3 separate regions of the Homo sapiens genome follow, and regions 2 and 3 are each linked to region 1. Evidence: chromatin loops called from intact Hi-C (ENCODE). Cell type or tissue: GM12878. All regions are shown on one strand. Links, peaks and the distances in the headings refer to the core of each region. The heading gives the core; the rest is flanking DNA.

The links. A loop is a pair of places that touch in the nucleus more often than their neighbours do. Peaks named below come from ENCODE experiments on the same cell type or tissue, not always from the same donor. Only the 100,000 strongest peaks of a DNase experiment are listed, where the experiment ranks them.
Region 2: a loop joins it to region 1, with 9 times the contacts of the local background. A loop is called at or near these places in 12 of 110 quality-filtered maps.
Region 3: a loop joins it to region 1, with 10 times the contacts of the local background. A loop is called at or near these places in 17 of 110 quality-filtered maps.

What each region holds. Positions count from the first base shown.
Region 1 is chr3:117,353,024-117,358,859 of GRCh38, forward strand. LOC124906271 (a long non-coding RNA gene) reads left to right here and starts at 5,162. Exons shown (of 3, transcript XR_007096023.1): 1 at 5,162-5,239. RefSeq lists an enhancer at 5,415-5,836. In GM12878, for the core only: a CTCF peak has its summit at 2,742; no DNase peak of the experiment used is centred there; H3K27me3 peaks cover 97 bases.
Region 2 is chr3:117,056,244-117,062,079 of GRCh38, forward strand. The region is part of intron 1 of LOC124909415 (a long non-coding RNA gene); the gene reads right to left. Among named protein-coding and RNA genes, the nearest start is that of LINC00901, 140 kb to the left of the region's middle. In GM12878, for the core only: a CTCF peak has its summit at 2,985 (motif pointing right); no DNase peak of the experiment used is centred there.
Region 3 is chr3:117,016,625-117,022,460 of GRCh38, forward strand. The region is part of intron 1 of LOC124909415 (a long non-coding RNA gene); the gene reads right to left. Among named protein-coding and RNA genes, the nearest start is that of LINC00901, 98 kb to the left of the region's middle. In GM12878, for the core only: a CTCF peak has its summit at 2,684; a DNase peak (open chromatin) is centred at 2,692.

The sequences.
Region 1 (5,836 bases), core at 895-4,894:
CATGAAACCTCTATCCGTCCATCTTGGTAATGCCTTCTAGGAAATTTTTAGGTTATCTATGGAAATATCCTATGTCCACAAGTTCTTTCTTTTTTAATATGCTTTGCCAATTTTCTATACATCCTCCTTCATGATTGCATCTCCTTTGAAAAATTACTCCTATTAAACTAAATTTCTCTGTCACTGCAAGAGACATAAAATTAAAAACTATCTGTCTTTAATCATGCCAGGCTTCTTCCTTGTCTCCTGGGCTCCATTAATCAATAATTAATATATAAAGAAGACTGAAATCCATTTCAATTTCAAAGGCCCAAACGTTTCGCTGATTAATAAAAAATTGTGCTCACAAAGATGGACGGATATGCCATGGTGAAATGATGGAGGACACAGCATTACCAGGGAATAGATTTGCAGGACCACATGTGCTGTGTGGCCTACCTGTACAAGAAATAAGCCATGTGGAGGAACAATTCTGCAGAATACCTCCCACCAAGCCTGACATCTCTGCATGTAAGAATTCTTATCCACAATTATCATCTTAGTCTATTTGATTTACCATTCTACCCAGAGTCTTATAAGTGGAATAAAAGGGTTAACTCATACTCTAAGAATCTACTCCCTGGGCTTACAAATATATCTAGTTTACTGAACAATTAATATTCTTGTTATTATATACACAGAACTGTAGATACTATACATTATGGGTTGGTGAAAACCATAGATATGAGGCTTGAGAGAATAATATCTGGTTTCTACTAACTTTCTGATCTACCCAGTTTATGCCGTTGCCAGCTCTCTTAACATTCTGGTGCCGTTTGCTGTCAGCATTGGCTTCTCTATTTAAGGAGTTTTAGCACTAATTGCTGGGAATTCAGTCACTCTTCAAGCATCCCAGTTCTACACAAGTGGGACCTTTCCATCTGTGCAAGGCCTAAGGTCTATCCTTGCACAGAACCATTAATACAGAAGGCTCACTCTCCTATTCTTACGTCCTACAATACCTACTGCAGTTTATTCCCAAGAACTGACTAGAGTTCTAGTCTCTCTGTTTTGAGAGATTCACTTTTGGTCTCTCCGTGATGTGTAGCAATGAGAAGAATTCTTTTAGCCAGTATCTTTGATAGTATAAAGCAGTTTCAAGTAAAGAAATCTACCAGGGAACTAAAGAGCATACAGGTAAAAATGGATAGATATAGAACTCCTTCTTCAGAAAAGTCCTAAAAGTGAGTGAACTCTTAACACTCCTCATACAAATTCTTAGAGGAAGAGTGTTTCACCTACCTCACTGGTTTTACCTCATAAGGCCTTTCTCTCATCTGGCTGCCATTGTTGAGTTTAATTCCACATGGAGTGCTCAAAATCCCAGTGTACTCGTGCATAGATTTTTCTTCCTATTTAATTAATCCGAGGTTCTTTCCTTTATTGTTTCTACCATAGCTAGAATTCAAATCTATTGCCTACCTTGTATATAAGTAGAGAATTGAGGAAACAAGATATTTCAGGTCAGGATTATGGAATGAGACATACATATTCACATAGGTATTTTATGCTTTTTTTGACCTAGCCTCAAACACAAAATATCGAAGATTTAGGGAACTACAAGAGCCTTCAAGGAGAAAATGATAGCACATTCCTATTGAGGCTCAACAGGATGAATAATAATCATATCTAACATTTAATACAAACTTTCTTGGTACAAGCGTTTTCATAGGCATTTAATATACATTATCTCATGAAATCTATGACAGATCTATGAGCCAGTACTATTACTTTCCACTTTTTATGAATGAGGAAATCAAGTATTAGAGGAATTAAAACATTTTCCCATGGATCACTTGCTCATAAGTGGTACATCTGGGACTTGAACTCAGGCAGTAGGGCTCCAGCACACATATCCTTTACCAGTGCTCTCAACATCAAGTGAACCCTTTATAAGGGTAGAGCTACACAGAGCCACAGGCTCCAGATACCACCTTTGCCTCTACCATCCAAAGTGCTTCTCCTGTGCATACATAGATTACATTCTCCCAAATTAAAATCAACAAGACAGACACTGATGGAATCCAAAGTAAAAATTGCAGAATCTATGGGACATTTTGGTCATTGATGTAGAGAGTAAATAAAAATGTTTGAAACCAAGACAGATCTTCATACTTATATCATGTGAGGTAAAATGTAACTATTGGCTGATCTGAGGCTTCATTCTACTGACTACATGTCCTCTTGATTGATATAATGGCACTAATTTTAGAAATGAAAAAGGGTCACATAGATGCAGAGTATTCAAATATAACTGTTCAAGTAAATTTTAAAGGCTGAGCATATGTGACAGGCCTGTGTTATTCTTTTTGCCATCTCTTCCCTCTTGCCTGCACTGTGAAGCTTCAAAAACACTGCCAATGCAACGGCAACCCTGCTGCCGAGGCCCAAGACAAACAACGGCAAAGATGGTAGATGAGCCAGTGATTACAAGTCAATAACAATTTTGCAATTATACATTCTATAACCAAATTAGAAACAATGTCATTAAGCCTCAATGGCAAAAAAATTAATTAATTTAATATAAAAAAATCTTCCTTGTTTGTCCAAAGTAAATACCCTGGGAAATAGCACTATGTCATTTGGTAATTACTACAGAACAATATAGGAATAGATCATGACTGGTGTCTAGAAAAACAGCAATCACATTTTGCCTTCTAATTATGGCAGCACTCTCAAGAAACACAGGGAGCAGTGCACCCTGCTGTTACACCACAGCAATAACACTCATTACCCCAGTAAATACTATGGAAATGTGCAGTAACACACAGGGGCCTCCCTGCTGTGAGGCTGTGGCAGAATCACTCATCAGGCTGGGAAGTATCACTCGATCGTCTTTAATTACTTCCAAAATATATGATAACCTGCCCACAGTTAGAATGCGGTGATATCACTCGTTACTTCTCCCTCCCTGCTCCCCTTTTTTTTTTTTTTTTTTGTAACTTACTAAGAAACCCTGCAGTAGCCTTACTATAGTGGTGATGTATTGTAACTTATACCAATTTAATCACATAGATTTGTGTGCTTTTGGCCAACATATGCTCCCAATGTGAAATGAGCACAAGAAAAATATGCTCAAATACTGTTATCTTTCTAGCAAGATCCCTTTTCTCACGTTATTGAGTTGTGGCAACACTGTTGTAATCCTTTCTTTTTATTCTGGAAATTAGAGTGATAATTACACCGTAGTCCCCTGGAATCCAGAGTACTTGTAATTATATCCAGTTACCTAGGAAAACAGCAATTTCAAACCTATTACCCACAGGTATCATTTATGTTTATTGCCCTATTTGTGAAGCCGCTTTTACTCTGAATTCCAAGTGGCAGGATGTTTCACTGAGGTACTTGTGCTCCGGAGGAAGGGAGAAAGGACAGAGGGAGGGGACAATAGGAAGAGGCCTCTACTCCTTTTCAGGAGGCTTAGGTCTGATCTCTATTAGAAAGGGTTTGTTCAGGCCCTTTTCAAATGGATAAGGCAGATTATGGGACTATGTTTTCCTCACACAGTTTGGAGACAGGGCTCAAAGTTTCAGGGTTTTGTGTTTGACACCTCCCATTGTGCTCACTTGTCTCAATGTGCCACAAATGCCTGCAGTAAGGCTAAACTAATTCTTGATTATGACTCACCCTGGCAGGTGAATTAATAGCTTTTAGGACAGCAGTTTCAAAAATAATTAAACCTAGGTGTTGCTATTTTCATAAGAAAGAAGAAAATAACTGTTATGCCACAGCATTCATCACTTTGATTTGGACAATTTATTCTAAACATCAGTACTTACTTAAGAGAGGTTTTGCATGTAGTTATTCAGTAAGCCATTCGTATTCCAAAAGAGGGAGTGATGGATGTAGGTTTCCTTCTCTTGCTAATTTTTGGAGTGATTTGTAAGATTATAATTTTATAAGGAAGACCTAATCTTAGACTTACAAATAATAATATTGTGTACTGAATATTTAAGTCAAGTACTAGTTAGCTGTAACAATAACTCAACACAAGAACGTTATTGACCCCATGTATAGATAAAGAAATTAAGCCTCTGAGAGGTTAAGTAATGTGCTCATGATTATTCAGTTAGAAAACAGTACAGCCAGGATTTGATCTCAGTTCATTCAAGCCTCCGATCTTGTCCTTTTGCTATACTATCACACTACTCCATCAGGTGCTGCATCTATTTCTATTGGCTTCAAGTTCTGTAATGCTTCTTGACATATAAAAAGAAAACTTGCTCAGAATGTTTAAATTATGAAAAAACTTCCCCACAAAATGTATTTCCCTTATGAGGGAGAAAGACTCAGGTACTTTTAAGCTGAAAGTATTAGTAGTTGTCTGTCTTTTCCTTTACCCTGTGTTAACAGCCACTTGAAGACATACGAAGCCTTCATTTTCACCCCAAATTGGGCTTTGGGTCTTATTCACCATTTATCACAAACTATTCTGAAGAATGAAACAGCATTGGAGAAAATGAAAACTTGGGACTTCTAAAGTTTAACTTGGGAGTCTATTACTGAATTCAAGTATTAAACCGGGCAAAGTCTTCTTGCCCGAACGATTAATTAATTAAAGTCAAGCATTCATTCATTTTTGTAAAATAACATTTTATATGTATTTTTATTTTTACTGTTTATTTTCACATACCTTTTTAATAGAGGTTTGGTAATAGCTCCTTTTTTTGCACTGATAGAGAAATAAGTTCAACTTCAGTATGATCCACTTAGTTTCTCAAAACATGATATTAGAAGCATAAATCCAATGTATTTTAATAAGAAAAAAACAACATAAATGTGAACATATTACACACATTTGTCTGAAATCTATTGAGGTACAGTAAAAAGTGTAATTCCAGAGTTAAACACACAGAGTTGTTTTAAATTACTTTCATTTAAAACACTTACTGCATGCACAACATGATTTAACTACAGATAATAGTACTAAAATGATTTCTCTAAGGTATCTTCAGAGATAGAGATTGTGTAAAGATCACAAATCTAGGAAAGTGTCTCTACTTTACCAAAACAGCATTGGTCATGATATCAGGTCATCCACTGGCAATTGTGACATGGGCATTTTGAAAGCAGAGCTTGGCATTCAGCAGTTACCAGCTTGCTAGTCAGAGGGCATGTCATACAGTCTAAGAGAGCTGCATTCATTTCTGGTCAGGCCACAGATGCAGGTTACCAAGCAAATGTTTCATTGTCCCCTAGGGTAAGCAAACTGAACCTCCCAGGAAGATACGTCTCTATTATTCTGAGAAGGCTATTATTGAAATTAGTTAAGAAAACCACTTATCTCCCTATTATTTAAAAATCTGTCAATGTAAAGATGGATGGCATTACTCAGAATCAGAAAATTTGAATTCCAACACTTGATTATGAAACTTGGTAGCTGTGGGGGGCGGGGCAAAGATGGCTGACTAGAAGCAGCTGCATTCAGAGGCGCCAATGGGAAAAAAACATAAAAAGCCTGTGAATCCTCACAGGCAACCAAGGTATCCAGGTTCTCTCATCAAAATTGTCTAGAAGGTTGATGTGACCCACGAAGAGAAGGAAGAGCGGTGTTGTGCCGCAGCCCACCTGAGAGCAGGCAAGGGGAGCTGCCTCCCCCCAGCCAAGGGAGGCGGTGAGTGAGCACACTACCAGGGAAACTGTGCTTTTTCCTTGGAACTGGGCAACCCATGGATCGGAAGATCCCACTTGCAAACCCACGCCACCGGGTCCTAGAATCCCGAACCCTGAATGCAGATTCTTACAGCCTCTCAGCTGGAGTCTGCTTAAGCCTATCCAACTTCCCCGCAGGGAGGGG
Region 2 (5,836 bases), core at 1,062-5,061, 300 kb before region 1:
CATGATTAAAAGCTAATTTGTTTCCAGGTTTTCTTCCACAGAGAAATTTCAAGTGTCTACTCTATTGTGTAGAAAAATATAACCTACACCAGGACTGAGAATATTTGCTATGTTTACCTAAGAAATCGTTTAACCAACAAAATATTTTGTCTTTATTTAAGATTTTCAACATCTAAAGAAAAATACCAGTAATCAGATAGATGCAAACTTATGTTTTCCAGAAAGTTCTGAGCTTTGCTTTCTCCCTCTTGCTCCTACCTTTTCAATGGCTTTTCCTCTCCAATCAGTGTCCTTACAGATTTCCTTAGCCCTGCAGGTAAGAGCTAGGCAGTTTAGTGATGCTCTATTGGTTTGAAAAGAGAAGCAGTCCTTCCTGGCTAGACAGCAAAGGGGAGAATTATGTGAGGAGGCAGCCACATTAAGAGATACTGAAATGCCCAGAGACTAGAAACAAAGGAATAATTACCAGGGATGTTTAACATCTTTAAAACATGAGATTACTGTAAATATTTAATAACAATGCTTTTGGGTTAGCTAGAAAGTTATAAAAGTATTTTGGAGTTGAGAAGGAATATAGACAGTTGCTTGTCTTCATTTTATAGGACAGCCTCACAGCTGCAAGCAAATCCTAAGAAATGCCAAAAATTACCTTTTGATGAGATTGTCATAAAGCTAATAAGACTTAAGCTTCCAAGCTCTCCCTTTGCACAGACCCTGATATGATTTGGCTCTGTGTCCCCACCTAAATCTCACCTTGAATTGTAATAATCCCCATGTGTCACGGGAGGGACCTGGTGGGAGGTAACTGAATCACGTGGGTGATTTTTTTCCATGCTATTCTCATTATAGTGAATAAGTCTCAAGAGATCTGATGGTTTTATAAAGGGAAGTTCCCCCACACATGCCCTCTTGCCTATCGTCATGTAAGACGTGACTTTGCTCCTCTTTTGCCTTTCACCGTGATTGTGAGGCCTCCCCAGCCATGTGGAACTGTGAGTTAATTAAACCTCTTTCCTTTATACATTACCTAGTCTTGGGTATGCCTTTACTAGCAGCATGGGAACAGACTAATACAGACCCCAATGAATGCTGGGTGTTGTATGGTATTATCAAGTAAGTGAAGAGGAGCAGGGAGCCCAAGTTGCAAAGAGGAAGTATTTCTCAATGAGTTTTTTGGGGAAAATGTCTAGAAATTTCAGAAATAGGAGATAAGAATCTCCAAGCCTGAAGTGATTGGTGGTTATTTGATTTCTAATTCAAAATAAATATTATTCCCTTTTATAAATAATTTTGTATTTAATTTTGTATTCTTAAGAGCTCAAGTTTTGTTTTTTTCTTTTTCTTTTTCTTTTTTTTTTTTTTTTTTGAGATGGAATTTCATTCTTGTTGCCTAGGTTGAAGTGCAATGGTACAATCTCAGCTCACTGCAACCTCCATCTCCCAGGTTCAAGCAATTCTCCTGCCTCAGCCTCCTGAGTAGCTGCATGTGCCACTATGCCCGACTAATTTTGTATTTTTAGTAGAGACGGGGTTTCTCCATGTTGATCAGGCTGGTCTGGAACTCCCAACTTCAGGTGATCCACCTGCCTCAGCCTCCCAAAGTGCTGGGAATACAGGCATGAGCCACCATGCCCAGCCTGTTTTCTTCTTTAAAAATTTTTTTAAAAATTATTTTAAATATATTTTTTTGTGGGTACATGGTACATGTATGCATAGTGTACATGAGATGTTTGGATACAGGTATGCAATGTGAAATAAGCACATCATGGAGAACGGAGTATCCAGCCCCTCAAGCATTTATCTTTTGGGTTACAAACAATCCAATTACATTCTTTAAGTTATTTTAAAATATATTATTATTATTATTGACTATAGTCACCCTATTGTGGTATCAAATAGGTCTTATTCATTCTTTCTAAATTTTTTGCACACATTAATCATTCTCATCTTCCCCCAGCGCCCCCACCACTACACTTCCCAGCCTCTCGTAACCATCCTTCTATTCTCTATGTCCATAAGTTCAATTGATTTGATTTTTAGATTCCACAAATAAGTGAGAACATGTGATGTTTGTCTTTCTGTGCCTGGCTTATTTCACTTAACATAATGATCTTCAGGTCTTTCCATGTTGTTGCAAATGACTGGATCTCATTCTTTTTTACGGCTGAGTAGGAAAAAATCTAATAACCCAATCAAAAAAGGCAAAAGATTTGTATAGACATTTCTCAAAAGAAGACATCCCCCCAATTTTCCAAATCTTAGGACCCACAAAATCTGGATCATCTCTGCAAGCGTTATAAGAGTTAATTCTCCTCTATGATTTTAAACTGATTTAAGATGTGAGAAAGAAAAGTGACTTGGAGCAGTCTGAAGAATGTGAGGTCTGCAAAATTTATCAGGCCCAGAGAAACAGGAGCTTGAGGATTCAGTCACATCCTTTGCAACCATGCCCAGGGGTAATTGCTGAAAGGTATTTTGTTTTTACTTTCTTTCCTGTAGTTTCCAGACTAGCTGATAAATTTCTTCAAATGTTACTACAAGTTACACAATGTGACCCTCAACCACTATCTTCAAGTTCCTGAAATTTATAATATAAGAAACAATATATAGCCAATCAATAGCTGATGTTATTTTAATGAACCAACATAAACTTCTGGTAAACAGCTTAGAAACTATCCCCTAACTTCTTTTTTTCTCTTTAAAAACCCACTTGTAACTGCTGCTAATTGGTGCATATATTCAGGGCAATTTGAATTGGTGACTCCTGAGCTGCAGTTCTAAACCTGGGCCCAAATAAACTCTCTACTTATATTAATTTTGCCTTAGTTTCTTCCTATAGGTTGACAAATGCATTACTTTTGGTGGTTGCTTAAAGTATTGTAGCTTTATCCATTTAAGTGAAAGAATTATATTTGTTAAGAAATAGAAATATATGGTCATGGAGTAAAAAAATTATTGGAGTTGATGAGATGTTTCTTTACTACCACATGGTGGCAGTATCCCTAAAATCCTGAGTGTAAATAAATGTTTTCCCTTGCTTCAAGTGCAAAAACAATGTTTACAAAAGGGAGTGGGGGAGGGGAGCTCTTGAACATATAAAATTGTATTTTGTTTGGCTTGTTTATATTGTGACAGTCCTTTATTAAATCAGCCATGAATTTGATGGAATAAAATACCGTTTTGTTTTTTCACTTTTCAGATAATACATATGGTCTTTTAATTCTGTATCTGGATGTCTTTAATAGTAATTAAAATAAAATCTTAGGCAATGAGAAATACTATGTTTCATATGCTCATCGCTTCTCACACTTGAGGGAGATGTGGGCAGGAGCAGCGATGTCCTATGTTTCTAGGGCTCTGCATATTCCTCAGTGCTTCATACTTTTAAAGAAAACATTAAAAAATACCAAACATTATCATTAATTGGATTATTGCTGAGATCATAAGGGATTCTTTATCTATTGAAAGAGCTGGGATTGTGTTATTACTTAGATAGATTTAAGATATGCTAATTGTCCTCATTATAATAAAATTTGGGAGTAAAAAGAAATCGTTGCAGGCTTTTGTCAGTGTGCTGATGATCTGTCTCCTGTTTTGTAGCCAACTGGACACGGTTGTGGAGATTTTACATAGGTTCACTAGATTTTCTTGAGTAGAAAAGAAACCCACAGTCTCTCTGTGTACTAAACAGACCGTTGGCAATATCTAAACAGCTGTTGGCTGTATGATACATATTTGGCTAAAAACAAACCCATCTGTATTTAATGCATTATTGCCAAAGTGTACTAACATGCTGTTTCCAGTCTGAAAACACTGGTACCCTCATGTGAGACGATCAAATTGAAAATCTCGCAACATGGCTCTTGCACTTCTTGGCTATGCAAACAGAAATCCTAGGAGTGTGCCAGCGGATGGCAGAACCTGTTTCCAGAGGTTTCAGTTGGGAGGTGAAGGGGAAGGCAGTGGATAGACACAGACTAGATCACCCTTTCCCTTGATAAATTCTTTAATTATTTTATCCTGCCTTTCAAAATAATTCCTTAGTATCTATTACCTCTTATGTACTTTTGTATAATCTTTATTTTTGCTGATTAAAAAATTATATTTAATATGAGAAAAATTAGAAAATACAAAGAAAAATGGAATAAAAAGGTCACCCTTTATTCTACCACACAGTTTACATAGATATGCCACTTCTGAGTAAAGTTATTAATTAATGACCCAGGTAATTAACATGAATCAATCAATCCATTTACTAGGATCACTGGGCCTGCATAACAAGTGACAAAATAGACTAAGAGAGGTCAGACAACTTGCTGAATTTGCTTATCTCTTAAGTGCTTAATCAAGGATTCGAACCCAGATTTGTCTTTCTTAGAGCTGGGGCTTTAGCCACCACAGCACATCACTTCACATTAAGAAAATAATACCATTCACAAAATATGTCCCCAGAGGTCAATGGGATATAGACAACTGTTTTTATGATAATTTAAGATGCAGTTGAGACTTTGAAAGCTAGATTATATAATAATTACAACTGTAAACAACAGCTTAGTTTGTCCATGAGTGAAATAATCACAAATGTGCTAAAATGTGTCTATAAACAGTGAGATATGGGATTTCCTAGTATTTATCATTTAAATAAAACATGTGTTAGCTAATGAATTTTTTAAGTTAATTAGTGTAATGGAATTTTCCTCTAAATACTAGCACTTATTTTATTTGACAAAACACTGAACAATTTGGGAAGATTCTTGTAGTTTTTCATGATTTGAATAATGCATAGCTTTTGCTCATTATAGGCAAATGTTCAAATCAACCTCAAAGAACGCTTCACCTGGAAAGCTCTAACTAAATGAGCATTTTTCTCTGCCTACCACTAGCACCAGCTCCCGTAGTAAATAGTCAACAGCTGGAGTGGTAACAGGGAAATCTCAGTGCAACTAATGAGATCCCCATATTTCACAGCTCAGAGGCTGTAAAATATCTTTTTTTAAGAAAAAAGGGTAATTACAAAAATCTCACTTCTTTGTTTGAGTGTAAACCGAAAGAACTGTTACTTTTAAAGGAATGAACTCTCTGTACTAATAATCAAATTCATAAAACTATACAATGTAAATGAGGATAATTTATAAAGTGATTGGTTTTGCAATACACAATGTCACAATCCCATCCAAACAACTAAGATGTGTCTGGAGTATAATTAAATCTAACAATAAATATTTTTAAAACATTATTTTTCCCTACTTCTCAAGTGAAATAAAGAAGTGCTGGCAACATTATGGAAATGTTCAACTAAATGCTGCAACGCTTCATGATACGGAGAATATATTAGTCCCAATACACTACAACATCCTTGAATATACATTTTTAAGCATGTTGACAAAATGCCACTTCCCCAGGAATCCATTTTAAATAATTCAAATTAACTCTGAAAAAATGTTTGCTGAGGCTTTTGTTTGATTCAAGTTTCTCTTCTGCCCCCAGCCTGTGTTTGGTTTTGCTAAAAAATATTTAGAATAAATAGAGCAAGCACCTCTCTGATATACCACTACTAAAATTCCTAAAATTCTAGAACAATTAGAGTTGGGGCCAAACACAAAGTCATAATATTCCTATATTAGAGAAGAATTTCAGTATTCAGGAGAGAAGACAGAAAAAAAAAAAAGAGAGAAATGAAAGAAAGACATGAGTGAACCAGAAAGTCAACAACAGTCAGTGAGTTAGAGAGAATTGAAATGCCACACATCTAGAAAGGTAGGCACAAAGATAAAAAGAAAACAAAAGAGAAGTGTTAATGCTTCAGTGATAGGGAAAGAATGAGGAGAGAATAAGG
Region 3 (5,836 bases), core at 1,062-5,061, 340 kb before region 1:
GTATGGGATCTGCCCTCACTCTCTGCATTTTCTGAAATGAAAGAGGAGAGAGCTGGCCAAGTGGAGCAGCTCTTCCAGTCTTGCTGGGGGTAGATCTGACCTTCCTCCTTATGAGAGAAAGGGATGCAAGGAAATACCAATATCCAAATATTCTCTTTGGACCCTTAAACTTGTTTTCACTTACTGCATTGTTTAAAAGTGTCTGAAAGAAATTATTTTGTATAATTTCTAAAGTATGATAATGTTCACACTGAACCATACTTATTTTAGAAATGACAATCCTATATATTCTAATTGGAATTAGGTATAAATAAATAGCCCTAATCTGTCTCATACTCAGACAGACAGCCAAGTTTGAAATTTGTCTAATAATTAGAGAAAAAAATAAAATGGTAAACCATGCACAGTGATATTTTATTTTGACATAGCTGCTCAATTTTCTTGGAGATATAAATGTGTTTAATCCATCTACATTCTCCCACATACATTCTGGCAAAATTGCTGCATTGTGACAGCAGAAATGCATTAATTACTTAAATGTTGCTTAACACTATAGCACTAAAGTACTTTATACAACGTGAAAGGACAGAAGGGGTTTTTACATATTGTCAATTCATGGGTGAGGTTAGTAGGCTGAAAGTAGCAGGAGGCAAATGTGGCTGAGGGTTAAGTGCTGTGTCTCAGAACACCTGTGTTTATTTCTTAATACTGTTAGTCATTTCTGGAACTATATTCCATGGTGAGGATTTTTTTTTTGGCGGGGGGGCGGTGTTGATCATTTTTGTTTTAACATTTCTGAATCTAGAAAATGAGATTTTGTTGTGGGTTACCACACATTCAGCATAAAACATTTATGTTAATAGAGGATTAGGAGTAGAAACTAATAGAAAACTGGTTTGATGTGCTTTTACTTAAAAAAAAGAAAAGTACAAAACCAGAGAAGAATACAGCTGTCAGCTATTAATACAACACAGCACAGTGAGAGTAAAACCCACTTCTGGGGCAGCCCCAGATCTCCTCTGAGACAGCCCCAAGATAATCCAGACTGTCAGAGCACAGCCAGGCTGAATCGTGCTATTCACTGGGTTCCCAGCACCACGCTCCAGTTCTGACCCTCTCGCTCCCTCTCGGGATGGATTGCTGCATCATCCATCCTCCTTAACTTATCTAGTACAGCCTTCTCTCATCCAATCCCAACAGGCTTTGCAGTTTCTCTTACAACACCAATCTGATAAAGCCAGCTCCTCACTCAAAAAGGCTTATGTGGCTCCCAATGCCTTTACAATAAATGGAAACTCACTGCCATGGTTAAGTCCTTTCACAATCAGGCCCCACCCTGCCTGCCAGTCTTTTATGCATCTCTTCATCCCTGCCATTCTCACTGGAGCCATGGAATACCACCGCAGTGCTCCATTAACATTCTTACCTCCACTTCTCTCTTTGCAATGTTCCTTCTTCCCAGAATGCCCTATGATCCCTTTTCTGGCTTCTCAAAACCCTGTCTATTCTGCCTGTTTCTCTTCAAATGTTATTCATCCTGAGAAGTTGCCCCTGGCACCTCTCTCCTGACCCAATCTCCATCACAGGCAACAGGTTTGTTCCTCACCCACACCCTCATAACACCCTGTTTCTATTACCTGCCAAGTCCTACCCTGCCTGGCCGTGCCCTCACTTGTGTAGGAGCTCGCCCTCCTCCAATAGATGGTGAGGTCCTTGCCTGCAGAGCTGGCATCTGAATGATTTCCAGTGTTCTGGTTCCCAGAACTATTCCTTGAACCTACCAAGTACTGAATTAATACTTGTAGACTCAAAGACTTCATTTAATTCCATTGAAAGAGACAATAGGTGGCTCCATTCTACCTAGGCAGCAGCGCTCCATAGATAACAATATGGATGACTTTAACCAATATATTATGCTACATCTGTTTGGCTCTTTGTAATTCCCCAAGTGCAACGACAGTACATAAGACAGAAAAAAAAACCCACTGAAATGTCAGAGCCCCTAAGGCAGAGCTTTGGGGATGCTGGAAGCCGCTTGGGGATGTCTTCTGTTGTCTTGCAGTAGCAACAGTAACAGTAGGCTTTGGTAAGGCAGACAAAAGCTAAAACATCTCTAATTTTCTCATTCCTAAAGCTCCTCTTGCTTGGCAGTAGCTCTGGATGTGTGGGAAGGCCTTTGGGACATCTTTCTCCACAGCTGCCAGGTAGCTGCTTTTGCCGTGGATGATGTGGCTCTTCCTGTCAAACTCCCTCCACCCGGTCTGACTCCTTACACAAGGATGAATTGACGTTACATGTAAAAACAGTGGCAGTTATATGTGAGACCGAGGTGGTTTAATAAGTGAGCACATTCAGCCCACTCCCTTTGGGGGAAAAAAACCAATAAAGGTATTGACAAGGGAAATTGATGTTATCTTTGTAGACATTCATAAAGCATCGCTAAAACAATCCCCACAATAACATTTGCCTTTTCTTTCTCTGACTTGAGTTCCCTCTTCTGACCAGGACTACTTAATATGCTCTCCGGTCTCCGCAACTGAATGCAATAACAACAGTGTATTCAGAAGAGTAAACCAGGGAGACAGAGGAGATAAAATCTTTGCTCTGTTGCACGCAGCCTTTTGAGGTTAAGCATTCAGCTGAACTGCTTAAGCAATGAGAATCTGGTTCCATGCAGCTAGGGGGAGCCCAAACACAGTTGAATGTGCCCTGCTGAGCGAATGCATTTAAATTTTCTGTCCCTCAGCTTTCAGAGTGTCTTTTGAAAGTATCCCCTTTAATTGGCCCAGGGTAGAGGCTAGGCATCTGTGATTGAAGGAAGGAAAAACAGATGCAGTAGAATCCCCCAGACACATTCTAGAGGTTTATATGATTTGTGTTTCTGAGATAAGACCCTGTTTCCTGCAGTTGTACGTAGCCACGGCAAGAGTATCTAGAAAGATCATTTCATGGCTAGAAAAATTAGAAAACTTAAGATGGGGATACGTTGCAACTGGCTTGTTTTCTCTACATAACCCACTTCTGAGTTTAATTCAATGGCTTCTGTTGTAGCATTTTTCCTTTTTTCAATATGGGGTTGTAATTACTCTTATACTAAAAAAGAGTGTGTGTGTGTGTCTGTGTATTTGGATTTCAAATACAATATTTAGATAAGAAGGAGATTATAACATGTAAATGAATAACAATAACCCTAAAACAAGCAGGCTAGAAACGCTTCCTAAATTACCAACAGGCGGATTGTATATTGGTTGTTCGAAAGTCTATCCACCCTGTTAGAAATAATAAATAATTTGTTCAGTTTCCCCAAACAAATAATAAAAGTTTCCTTAATGCACAATGTGCTTGATCATAACATGAGAAGCACGAGACTGTAGTAGAGTCACTTTATCAACTGTGTGAACTTAAGCAACCTGTTAACTTGACTGACCACGGATCCTTATTTTAAAATGGGGGTTATCATACCTACTTCCTTGTGTTATTTTGAAGGTTAAATGTGCTTCGCACATTGCTTGGCACACGTAAATGTCTGATATTCCTAACCCTTATTCAGAGTCTGACATAGTGCTTGGGGTAAAATAAGTACTCAAAAAACATTTGCTGAAAAAAATGAGTGAATAAATGTAAGGAATTTTACATTCAATAATATCTCCATGGGATATATACAGGATCACATTTTCCTGACTGCTTCTCTCATCCTCTGTTATTTTGAAACTTGGGTGGGTGATTCCTCTCTCTTTCTTACTCCTTGATAGGAATGAGGACATCCCGAGATCTACTTTATTTAGACAGCTCCAAGCCCCAGCAGGATGAGGACTGTGGGTAGAAATGAGAGAGGTAAGTATCACCATTGTTGGGAAGGGGGATATCAATGGTTAAGGCTCAGGGTAGAATAAAAAATATAAATACTAGTTTTGATTCCCCCAAATTATAGAGGAAGGAAAGAGGCTCAGATTAGGGATACAGGGATAGCAACATTGAAAGGGAAGAAATACCAGCATGATGGAGTCTAGGAGGCTGTAGGGGGGAAAAGTATATATCAAATAAGAAAAAGGGCAGGAGTTCTGGGAAAGGACTGATGACGTGGGTGAGGGAAGGAAGAATATGCTGAAATATGTCAATGCCGCAAACTAAGGTAATAAAAAGGATCAGAGAAAGAAACTGTGGCCTGGACTAGGAACTGTTCAATTTCACAAGCAGGATGACGTCTATTCAGCCAGAAGAAGAGAAAAAGACACCAGGTCAGGGACAAAGCTGGAGAGCCCCTGTACCACAAGCAATTGCAGAGCAACGGAAGCCAGAATCCCACTTGGAGGGTGGTACTGTCAACAAAAATTAGTGACACAGGCAGCTCAACCAGTAAACTGGGGTAAAATCTTTTCAACTAAAAGGTCCTTCCCAGACCAACCCAACTCACTACCTCTCTTAGTCCCTGAAGATCAGTTCCAGTATTTCTGGTCTGGTTTTCAAAGCTAGAAGGGTTCTTTACACTGTTGTTGCTATACTCAGAGAAGTGTCTAAGGACAGGTTTAGTTTCACTTTAGGGGATCATATTCTCCCTCAATCCTGTGTGTAATGCTTCCCTGGAATCTATTTTTCCCTTTGTCTTCTCCCAGAGATAGATTTTCTCCTGAAATAGGAACTAGATTTCAGCAAGAAGCCTGTTTCCAGCCTTGGTGTTTCCCAGTGTCAGCCTGTGTTAAAAGGCAGGAAGGCCCTGTGGCTGGAACCCCTATTGCAGAGACAAAGGACTCTCCTAAATAGGGATGCGTGCTCAGTGAAGATTTTCCACTTAATAAGAGTTTACATTTCTCAGCATCTTAATTGTAAGTCTAATAATTTAACAGAATGTATAGAAAAATGCTACCAGCACTTCTGTACTTAAAATTATAGAATAAAATTGGACATTATTTGTTTAACACAAAGGAAAACTTTTCTAAATCTAGTTCACGTGCATTTGTAGATCAGTCGAGTATGGTTTATTTTGAGTTTGTGGAATTTGATGTTTTCCTAAAGGTAGTGTACGCACTGGCACCTGGAACAGTACCTGTATAACAGAGATAATGGATGTTCATAGTTTATATAGTGTGTAGCTCAAGTTGCTATCTTGAAACAAAACAGCAGCAAATAAATTTTACAAACACTTTCATTGTTGCGACTTTTATAAAGCTGAGACAAAATTACTGAGATATGTGATTTCTCTGAGGGCGGTTACTAGCTCCAGAATAACATGCTTAAATAATGTGTCCTCAGTATTCTGAACTTTTTTCCAAGATAGAGAAATATTCAGTTCACTGAACACCTCACCGTGTTTCAGTTTTTCTATTTACAAAATGAAAATTGCTATTCAAACTCACAAAAATGCTGAGAGAACTAATGAAATGCCAAGGACAGGGGGAAAAAAAAAAATGCTTACCTGACTACATGTGTGTGATTATATATTCAGTAATACATAATTAAATGTATATTTTTTATCTATATAATTAACTCATTTTTTCTTTGACTTATCAGAGATGTAAAATGAGTTTATACATTGAAATGGGACTAGCTAACCTAGATTTTATTTAATTTAATTAATTTATTTTGGTGGGGACAGGGTCTCACGCTAGGTTTTAGTTCAACAGCTCACTAGTTGTGTGACACTGGCCAAACAACTAACCATTTCTGAATCTTAATTTCCATGAGGCTCTGACATTAAAATTTATATAAAAATACTGTGTAAACAGCAAAGTATGTTATGAATGTATGTTTTGCTGGACCTGAATGGATGCAGGAGTATAAATTCATACAGTCGAAAGACATTAAGCCACAGGGGAATTTCTTTGTAGCAGACAGGTGC